Linked DNA regions of Homo sapiens: region 1 is linked to region 2. A link is an interaction called in ENCODE POLR2A ChIA-PET data of the cell type or tissue named here. Cell type or tissue: PC-3. All regions are shown on one strand. Links, peaks and the distances in the headings refer to the core of each region. The heading gives the core; the rest is flanking DNA.

Evidence for each region. ChIA-PET counts read pairs that join two places held together with the same protein. Peaks named below come from ENCODE experiments on the same cell type or tissue, not always from the same donor. Only the 100,000 strongest peaks of a DNase experiment are listed, where the experiment ranks them.
Region 1: POLR2A ChIA-PET joins it to region 2 with 5 read pairs; 2 of 35 experiments call an interaction of 5 or more read pairs at or near these places.

The regions. Positions count from the first base shown.
Region 1 is chr20:21,028,901-21,034,291 of GRCh38, forward strand. No RefSeq gene overlaps it. Among named protein-coding and RNA genes, the nearest start is that of LINC03083, 61 kb to the left of the region's middle. In PC-3, for the core only: no CTCF peak of the experiment used is centred there; no DNase peak of the experiment used is centred there.
Region 2 is chr20:21,086,564-21,091,954 of GRCh38, forward strand. It overlaps a transcript of LINC00237 not described here. Among named protein-coding and RNA genes, the nearest start is that of LINC00237, 17 kb to the right of the region's middle. RefSeq lists an enhancer at 3,366-3,917. In PC-3, for the core only: no CTCF peak of the experiment used is centred there; a DNase peak (open chromatin) is centred at 3,038; H3K4me3 peaks cover 1,605 bases; H3K27ac peaks cover 1,209 bases; H3K27me3 peaks cover 2,528 bases.

The sequences.
Region 1 (5,391 bases), core at 184-5,183, 58 kb before region 2:
TATCTTTTTAATTTGCAAAGGCAGATTTTATTTGTTTATTTATTTTTTGGCCAGCCAAGAATGCCAGCTAGCCGCTCCGGGGCTACGTTGTGAACACTAGGAATGGTGTCCAATTATGTTAAGTTGGATTCAAATTTCACTTTTGAAACAACAACCAAAAAAATGCAACTGGGAGTGGGGTGTGGGTCTAACCTGGGTTCAGAAAGGTTAATGAGAAAACCACAAAATCCCACATCACAGTCTAAAGTTCCATAAAGAAACTGTCCTCTCTCACTCCACCCCCTCTTTCTTGTTTAATCTTGGGGCAAGGGAGGGTGATGTTGAAATTAACCCATTATGCTTTCAAGAACACTACATGCAAATTAAATGTGTTTGTTTTCCAAAATCTACTTTGTTTTCTGCCTTCCCCGCTACCATCTCTTAATAACTAAATTTCCCCTGCCACTGATAATTATAATTTGGGAGGGGAGTTAAGCCATGGCATTAGCCAGGCTCTATACGCTTCTTCACCCTGTGACCCAAATGTTGGATTAATGAGGACATATGGCCTTATCCTGCTGATAAAGCCTTGGGGTCAGCCTTGGAGGCCACACTGGCGCCCCTCCCTGGTGGTCCCTATTGTTCAGCCTCAGAGCACAGGAGATTACCCAACCCGGCCTCTCAGACAGTTGTATACCTGACCTTCTGCAGCAGCCTAAGGGGTAGGGTGGGTGGATGGGAGAGAAGCCAGAACCTCACAGAAAGAAGGGCTTTCCTCTCCTGCAGGTCCCCAAAGCCACCCAGCCTGAACCCTGGGGACCAGCAGCCCTGGCATCCAGACACAGGCCAGGCAGACCTCAGAAAGCCTCTCAAGGCAATCGCAGGCCTCAGGGCTGCCTGCTTATTTCCTGGGCCAATAACCACCACTACACACACACCCAAGGGGACACATGTGATTTCACTATGGCCTGAGGGACAAACGGACCAATGAGGCCTGAGGGGGGCTGATGGGAAAGGAAATGTCTCCCTTATTCTTTCTCCCAGTTGCTTCTTTCCACAATCTGGGATTTCTCCAAAGGGATCCTGGGGCCCTGGGCAAATCACACACTACATACTGCACCTGGATTCCTTGAGAGAAAAAACTCTTCATGTTTATGAGGCTTCCTGGTTTACAAGCTGCATTCACACCCATGAGCTCACTGATGTTGTATGGCACTATGACCATTTCTCCTACTTCACAGATGAGAAAATGAAAGTCAAGACAGTCTAAATGGCTGGTCCAGTATCCCACAGTGTATAACTGATGTGACTGGGTATGGTCCTCAGATCTCCTGGTCTGAACCTTCTACTCCTCCTAGCTCTTTCCTACTCCCCTATTTAAGAAAAGGAAAATAAAAAGGCTGCCTGCATCCTGACAAGTGAAGGGGCTTGAGCAAGAAACTCCGGCCAACAGGGCATAACCCCTTGATATATACACTCATTGCCCCTCTGAGGTCCTGATCCCATCCACAGCATAGAGGGCATCTCCCTCAAGACCCCCATTGAAGTACCCTCCAGCCTGCTTGCAAACGGATATTGAGTAGGTATGAAGAGGGTAGAAGAGGCAACTGACTCTTTCCAAATCTAAGAACATCAGATCAACAGGAAGATAATTTCTGCTTCCTGCCATGACAGCATGCCAAATTCCAGACTATCTCTTCCACTGTAGGCCACTAACAAAACTATTTTTAGACATTAGAAGGCAACACAAGACTGTGGCCCTGAGGGAAGAGAAACACACAAGGTGAGACCAATGATGGCCCAGCTGTCTACCTGGAGACACTGTCCAGACCACAGTACAGAGAGATGGAGACCAAACAGACCATGGTGGCTGCATTGAGAGGAGGAGTCAAACATCACAGTTTGGATCTGCTGACATGGCTGAAGTATGAGATCAGGAGACTGAAAAGGATGGAGTTGTGCACAAAAAGAGCTCCAGAATCTGCATAAAGATCCTCTTAAACCTTTGGCTCAAGACTAAATTGCACCTGTGCAAAGAAAAAATTCATGAGAACAATCCCTGGGGAGCTATGTGCTGGATGGGGATTCTGGAGTTTACAGAGGATAGAGAGACGCTGGAGTTCTAACAGCTAGAGTGGAGAGACATCAATGAATGTCCCAGGCATTGAGTCAATACTCCCAAAAAGCCACACCTTGGGAGTAGGACTCAACTAGAGGTCTAAAGTGAAGACTACTCTAGACCCACCCTAACAAAGTTCAAAAAACAAGCTTCCAAGGGATCAAACTCATTGGCAAGGAAATTAACTGCCTGCCAGAACTACACTCAATGCTCAACAAAATCCAGAACTCAAGGGCATACAATCCAAAAACTGTAGACAAGCAAAGTAGGGAAATGTGACCCATAACCAGAAGAAAAATGAGTCAATAGAAACGACCCAGAGATGACAGTATTTTTAGAATTAGCAGGTGAGGGCTTAAAGCAGCTATTACAAATATGTTCAAAGGATTTTTTTAATACCATAATCAAAAACAAACAGGGAATCTCAATAAAGAATGGAAATCATTTAGCAAAAAAAAAAAGAGTTATCCCAGCCCCATGGTCCACCAGGTGTCACACTGAACTGCAACTCACCCCAGCATGTACCTTCTTTTCACCTTTCTTGACCACAATTCACCTCAGTCCCCTTTGTGCACCCCACTTCCCTTTCCAAATTCCCAGTGCCATCCCCTCCCTTTCCTGCATCTGCTCATGTGTACAATTGACCATCTTTTTAAAGGCCAAAATAATGGGATGAGGCCCTTTCTTACAAGTGCCAAGAATGGGAATAAGAAGATTTAAGAAAGACATCTACTTCCTTTTCTTGTTGTCACTGTCTATGTGTAGTATGCCATGGTAGTTCAGCTCACAGACTGCCTGGGTGAATCCTGGCTCCACTGTTTGCAAACTACACAAATAGGTAGGGTGTATAATACCAGCTTCTATTACAAACAAAGCCTCACATCTCAGCGACCTAGCACAATAGAAGTTTATTTCTTAACCCTTCTGGACATTGTCCTAGGCAAAGAATTCATGACTAAGCCCCCAAAAGCAAATGCAACAAAAACAAAAAGAAATAAATGGGACCTAATTAAACTTAATAGCTTCTGCTCAGTAAAAGAAATAATCAGCAGAGTAAACAGACAACCAACAGACAGGGAGAAAATATTTACAAACTATGCATCTGACAAAGGACTAGTGTTCGGAATCTACAAGGAACTCAAACAAATCAGCAAAAAAAAAAATAATAATTCCATCAAAAAGTGGGCAAAGGTCATGAATAGACAATTCTCAGAAGAAGATGTCCAAACAGCCAACAAACATATGAAAAAATGCTGAACGTCACTAATCATCAGGGAAATGCAGATTAAAACCACAGTGAGATACCACCTTACTCATACAAGAATGTCCATAATTAAAAAGTCAAAAACCAATAGATGTAGGTGTGGATGTGGTGAAAAGGGAACACTTTTACACTGCTGGTGGGAATGTAAATTGGTACAACCTCTGTGGAAAACAGTATGGACATTTCTTAAATAGCTAAAAGTAGATCTACCATATGATCCAGCAATCCCACTACTGGGTGTCTACCCAGAGGAAAAGAAGTCATATGAAAAAGACACACGCACATGCATGTTTAAAGCAGCACAAGTCACATTTGGAAAGATGTGGAACCAACCTAAGTCCCCATCGACCAACAAGTGCATAAAGAAAATGTGGTGTGTATATATACGATGAAATACTACTCAGCCATAAAAAGGAACAAAATAGTGTCTTTTGCAGCAACTTGGATGGAGCTGGAAGCCGTTATTCTAAGTGAAGTAACCCAGGAATGGAAAACCAAATACGTATGTTCTCACTTGTAAGTGGGAGCTAAGCTATGAGGACACAAAGACACACAGAGTGACATAGTGGACTTTGGAGACTCAGAGGTGGGGAGGCTGGAGTAGGGGAGGAATAAAAGGCTACATATTAGGAACAGTGTACACTGCTCAGGTGCACAAAAATCTCAGAAATCACCACTATAGAATTATTCATGTATCCAAAAGCCATTTGTAACCCAAAAGCTAATGAAATAAAAATTAATTAATTAATTAAATTTTTAAAACCGTTTATTTCTTGCTCACACAAAATCCAAAGTGGATGTTTCTGGTTGGGAGGTGCTTTCCATGTGATCATTCAGGACTCTAGTTTCCTTGCATCTTATGGCTGCACCATTCCCTGGGCCTCAGACTCCTCGTTGGGCCCTCTGCAGTCAGCTGCCAGATCAGGGCAGAGCATGCGGAGGATCGTGGAGGAGGCTTTCACAGCCACTTCTGCACATAGTCCATTGGTCAGAACTGTCATGTGGCCACATCTAACTGCAAAGACAATGAGGAAATATATTCTAGCTAGATGCTCAAGAGGAAGAAAAAAATGGGCCTTAGCCATCACATAGCTGTCTCTGCCTCACTGTGAAAACCTGGGGAAGTTACTTATCTTTGAGCCTCAATTTCCTTGTCTGTAAACAGGCATAGAAATGATACCTGCTTCAGGTATTATTCAGGGGGCTATCGTGATGGTTAAATGAGACAGTCCATATGAAGCAATTAGCAGGAGGCTGGAACATAGTAAACATTTAAGAAACGTTGCCTATTACAATTATTACAACATTTGCATTTAATTAATTTCTCCCCACCCATGAAGTGTTTCTAACATGTGGGCCTAAACCAGGGGTGCTTTAACTTTTGGACATTATGTTGTTTTTTAGTCAAGAAGTAGTAAAACATGAATTATTATATATGCATTGGCCCTCTATATAATAGGATTTTCATACCCAACAAGATCTTTTTACTTAAAAAGATTTGAGAACTACAGCCCTAAAGGACCTGGAATGCTCTTTTGTACACAGTGGGTGATTAATATGTTGAATAAATGGGGTTTCTTGCCACCTCTCTTTTTTTTCTTCCCTTACTTCTGCTTCCTGGTCTCACTTTTGCCTATTCATCCCATATTCCATACCTCCACCACTATCAGCACCGCCACACACACACGCACAACACACACACACGCACGCACACGTGTTGACAGCCACTTAACCTCCTGATCTTCGCTTGGGGTGTAGACAGCCCTCCACCCACCCAGCCCAGTCCCGCTGTGTCCTGCAGCCTCAATACACAACCTCCAGGCCCTGCAGCCACTTCAGGGTCTAACAAAACCCCAACCCCCTTGCTAGGTTCCTCAGAGGCTCTAGAAAAACAAGCCAGCTACGCTCACTCATACTTGATAGGGAACGGCCTTGCTGAAGCATTTATCTGTTCTCAGATGGATATCTGTTCACTAAAATCAATTTTTAATTAGTTGTATTTTAAGCCATGCAAAGAAGGAATGTGTGA
Region 2 (5,391 bases), core at 312-5,311:
AGTACATATATAGTGTATATATAGTATACACTAGTATATATATGTATATATAGTATACTATATATAGTATACTATATATAGTATACTATATATGTATAGTATACTATATATAGTATACTACATATACATATGTAGTATACTATATATACATATATACTATATATAGTATACTATACTATACATGTACTATATATATACATATACTATACTATACATGTACTATATATACATATACTATATATATGTATAGTATACATATATAGTGTATACTATATATGTATAGTATACACTATATATGTATATAGTATACACTATATAGTATATATGTACTATATATAGTACATATATAGTATATATACACTATATATGTACTATATATAGTATATATGTACTATAGTATATATATACACTCTATATGTACTATAGTACATATATAGTACATATATAGTATATATGTACTCTATATAGTATATAGAGTACATATATAGTATACATATATATACACACCCACACCCACACACTATATATGTAGAGAGAGAGACAGAAACAGAGATAGAGACAGAGAGACAGACATAGAGATAGAGACAGAAAGAAGTTATTTGGGGGCAGTATGGATTATGAATTAAAAATTTGACATCATTCTCTTCATGTCATTTTGCAACTTGTTTTCGCTTAACAGGATCTTGGCATTTTTCTTTTCCTTCTTTCCTTGCCACTATATGCCAACAGATCTCCCTTCTTCTAATCTGCTGCCTAGAGAGCCATGGCATGGATGTGCCATGGTTTAATTAAACATTCCCCTTTTGAATGGGTTCAGTTTTTTCTTTCTCTTATTGCAAACAGTGCTTCAGAGACCATTGTCAGACAGGTCTCTATAAATTTGTGCAAATATCTACTTAGAGTGGCTTGAGGAAGGACAAAGAAGAAGGACTGCTGTCAAATTTACCCTCCAAAAACATCATCCCAGTTACATCTCAATGGTAGCTTATGAAAGTGCCATTTCCCCATGACCTTGCCAAAATGAAACATTGTTGTTCACTTTAATTTTTGTCATTTGGAAAGGAAAGAAAAATTACATCTTGTTGGCATTTTAGTTTGCATTCCCCCAGTCTCTAGTAAAGCTGAACATATTTTCATGCCTTAATTCTTAAATTACCATTTCTTAACATTTATGTGCCCAGAACTATAATGGGCACTTTACGTGAACTATTTCATTTTATCTTCACAATTCATTCCTGATATAATAGTGAGGAACGAGCAAATATTTTTTCCCAGGTGACAGATGAGTAAACTGAGGCTTAGAAGCTAGGGAACTAGCGTGGATTCACACATCAAGTGTTTATGGCAGCAAACTCCTCCTGCCAATTAATTACACAGTACCTGTTCTCTTCTTCTTTAGTAAAATAATCCAAACTTTAAGGGGAGCAGCAACGTGTCCAGCTTCAAATTCATACCTCCCAGCCTTCCCTGTAGGTAGAAATGGTCATGTGATTACATTGTTACCAATGCATTACAGCTGCAAGTTGAGGGTGGAGCTGTTTCCCAAAAGGCTCCTTGAAAGTAGGAGTAGTTCTTTTGCCTTTCCCTTCCTCCTCCTTCCTCCTTCAGATGAGATGACTGAAACTGCCGCAGTCACTATAGGACCGTGAATAAAGGTGGCGTAGAAAGATAAAAAGAACCCGGGACATTGATAGCATCATGGGGCCTGTTCTCCTCCACCCTAGTCTACCTACGTCTAGAATTCTGGTTACGTGAGCAAACCCACTCTGCATTTCTGTTATTACTGATACAGTGATGGAGCCAGGATTTGAACCAAAGCTATGCTGAGTCATTCCTTCTCATCCAGGTAACACTCTCCACACAAACGCTATACTATTACTACAGAAGTCACCATCTGTGGCCAATAAAGACTGGAGAAATCTTGCTCCAGCTATTCTTTCTCAGGACAATTGGAGTTGCAAGTCTTGGAAGTAGGAATAATTTCAACCTCATAACAGCAATAGAAAAGGTAGTGCTTGTGAAAGATAAAAGTAGAAATAGCCTAACACAGCATAACTTTCTTTATTGATAGTATCTACACAGGGAAATGTGGATTTATAGAAAAGAACAACATGTCAAATGATTACAAACAGAAAGTTCTGATTCTGGCCTCACTGTTGTATTTGCTATTGACCTTAGAAAAATAACAGTTTCTATCTGTTTCCCTTTTCTTACAATGTTAATAAAATAGATCTTTGAGCCATGGGCTTGTGATGAGAGTCCAATGATGAAATATACATAAAAGCTTTTCCAAAAAAAAAATCAACATGTTCGGTGCTCTGAACCTGGAAGGAATCACTATACGAATACTGCATTCCTAGTGTATGTGTAACCCATGCACAGAGAACCCTGTGGTTATTATTATCAGATTGTAGCGACCCCAATTTTCTTCCTCTTTTTTAGCCATTAAGTAATAGGAGACCCCATGAGACACAGGAATAATGTCAGAATGGAGCAACATTGTCACAGTGAGGAGTAGGTGTGCCCGTGTATGTGTGTGCATGTGTGTAAGATTTAACCTTTTTCTCATTGAGTTTCATATATTTCATGCAAAGGATTGCTGAATATTCATTGATGTATCTAGTATCCACAAGTATGCTATTAGAAATGTATTATTTATCTATATTTTTGAAAGGTTGAAATAATTCAGTGTTGATCCTTTGCAAGATAGGTTTGCTACCTTTAAACTGAAGTGACAATAACACCCTTCGGTTTCTCTCAAGTTGTGCTGATATCCTTGATGTCTCTAACAAACCAGAGACTGCCTGTGAGAATCCTGTATGTCACCATTAAATTGAAAAAGGCTTGAAATATCAAAACCTCACTTCTGGTAGGGAAGGGAAACGAGAAAAAAGCAAACCGATGGTTATTCATGAATCACCCCGGGCCTGCCATGATAAATAACAGTGGCCTCTTTCTTCTCTTCGCTGGGCTCGTAATTCTCTCCCTGAAGGTGTTTTACCTGCACAGGAAGAATTGGGCTGGAGGGATGTCTAGTAAAAATGATTTTTAAAGCCTCTTAAAACGCAAAAGCCTATGTTTGGGTTATGAGTCATTCTTTTTGCATACAGCAAACAATGTCCAATTAATCTCAGCCGACTGGGGAGATGGGACTAAAACAATTTGCAATGTTTAGTCTGTGGTTTTGTGACAACCTAGTGATGTTAAGAGAAAATTAAATACTCGATAAAATAGCTTATTTGAAAAGATTACAAGCGAAGGCGTCTAGATTTGGGCTTCTCCTGCAACATTAAACATGAGGATTCACTGTCCAAATATGGGTTCCGCATATAAGGTAGGAAATATTTATGCCATTTCCACATTAAAAGGGTAGCATATTATTTGTAATGAAATACAGCAATACAAAAATAATCAGTCAAAGTGCAGCTTCAGTGTGTTTTTATGTAGACGTCTGAATGTCTTTCCATTGTTTCAGCAGAGAGCTGCTGTTTTCTCCTGCGCTGACAGGCAATGCTATGTGATATGTTGGCAAACAATTTTACTGTTTTCCTCTCTCTTCTTATGAACGATATTTATAGACTCCGAATTGCATTTGGTTCCGCTTTCCGACACAGTTATCTTCTTGGGCGTGGATTAAATGAAGATCTGGGTGTTGAAAGACATTTACATAAGTGCTGTTTGTGAACAGGAAGGCCAGTTCTTCTATTATCGCCAGAACATTTAAATCTTAATGACTGGCATTGTTGTCTAAAAGACGGTGTTTTTCCTGCTGAGAAACTGCATTAGATTCAAGAAACGAAGCTCATTTCCATTCTCTCAGCAGTCTTCTCTAGAAATGACATGCAGTGCTTGAAACTGTTTATTTCCAAATTCAGGCCTCCCTCGCATCAGTCATCAGCTTCAATTACCAGTTTTCCGGAGCCGAGCCATCAGGCAGTCTGACACCGGGGTCCGGCCTAATTCCCACCTTCTCCAGAGTCAAGAGCATAATGTGCGGATGAAAAGGTGCAAAATAGCTTGGACTTCATTAGCATGCAGGGCCTGGCTGTTCATTTGCCGGCTGCGGATGGAAGTTCTGACACTCGGAGCTTGCTGCAAAATGAGAAAAGTCCTCTTCAGGGGAGATGAGGTCCTTGGTGGTGAGGAAAGGTCATCAAAAAGACAGCCGCTGCCCTTGCTCCCTGCTCTCCATGACTGCTTATTGATTCCAGGAACACCTCATTACACGCCGGATCAACATATTATTGCCATGTTCTGGGACTGAATTGTTTACAAGTGTCTTTATCGCCAGCAAAGGCCTGCCCGGAGATGCATGACTACACTCATTTGGCTGTGACCCGCCAATTATGTGTTATCCGATATGTTGCTGGGTATCTTGATCTTTGCCCGGGTCTTCTCCTGGCATCAACACAGTCCCATTTACTACTTCTTTCTAACCACTCTTTGGGAAAGTAGCCATTAGCCTGTCAGTGTGTAAATGTGCGTGTGTGTGTGTGCGTGTGTGTGTGTGTGTGTGTGTGTTACCTCTGCTACAGGAAATCTGAGCATCGATGCTCCATTGCTTGCTATTCATGAGGTGCATAATCATTTGGGGGAAAGAAATTCTCACTCACACTCACACACACACACCTTTTTTTATGGCATCCAGGGTAACCCACACAATTTGCAATCAGTATGCACAACAGAGAGCATAATGCAGCTTGTTAGCAGCTCCCTCTGCTTACATATAGGCCCGACGAGAGAGCCGTCATATTTTATTTGGGCATAGCTACTGCAAACCACTGCACAGGACCATTTTAATCTTTCATTACAGACACTTCTATGGCTCCATAAAAGAAAGAGTGGACTAGCAACTTGATTAAAAACTTAGTAAAGAGATTGTGCAAACCCTCCCATCCCTGAAAAGTGGAGCCACAGCCTTAGTTTCTTACTGACGCCACTCTGCAATGCAAATGTGACTTCCATTTCCCTCCAATGGTGACTACTGACATAAATTTAATGATGCTGAGAATTGACAACTTCTATTAATTTTTGTGAATATTGCTTGGAGAAGGTTTAACGACTCCACCAAACATTAGGACCGTCTCAACCAAATACTAAAAAGGGGTCCATTTCATTTACATTTCCTGTTGCCATCAAGAATGGCTCTTTAATGAGTTTTCCGCAGCAGGATGTAGAGACACAGATGCCAAGAAACTTGCCTTTATTTTCTTGGAAGCATATATCCTTGGCAATGGGCACATATTAATATGATGAGTGAACTGAAACTCAAGAATCTAACTGCCTTCAGAAAAGTGACATCTGTATGCACATTCATTTCCAGCAATTTCCCAGATTTCTTTGGTATTTGTCTTTCTTTAATTTTTTCCAGGTATTTTTTTTCTCTTTCCA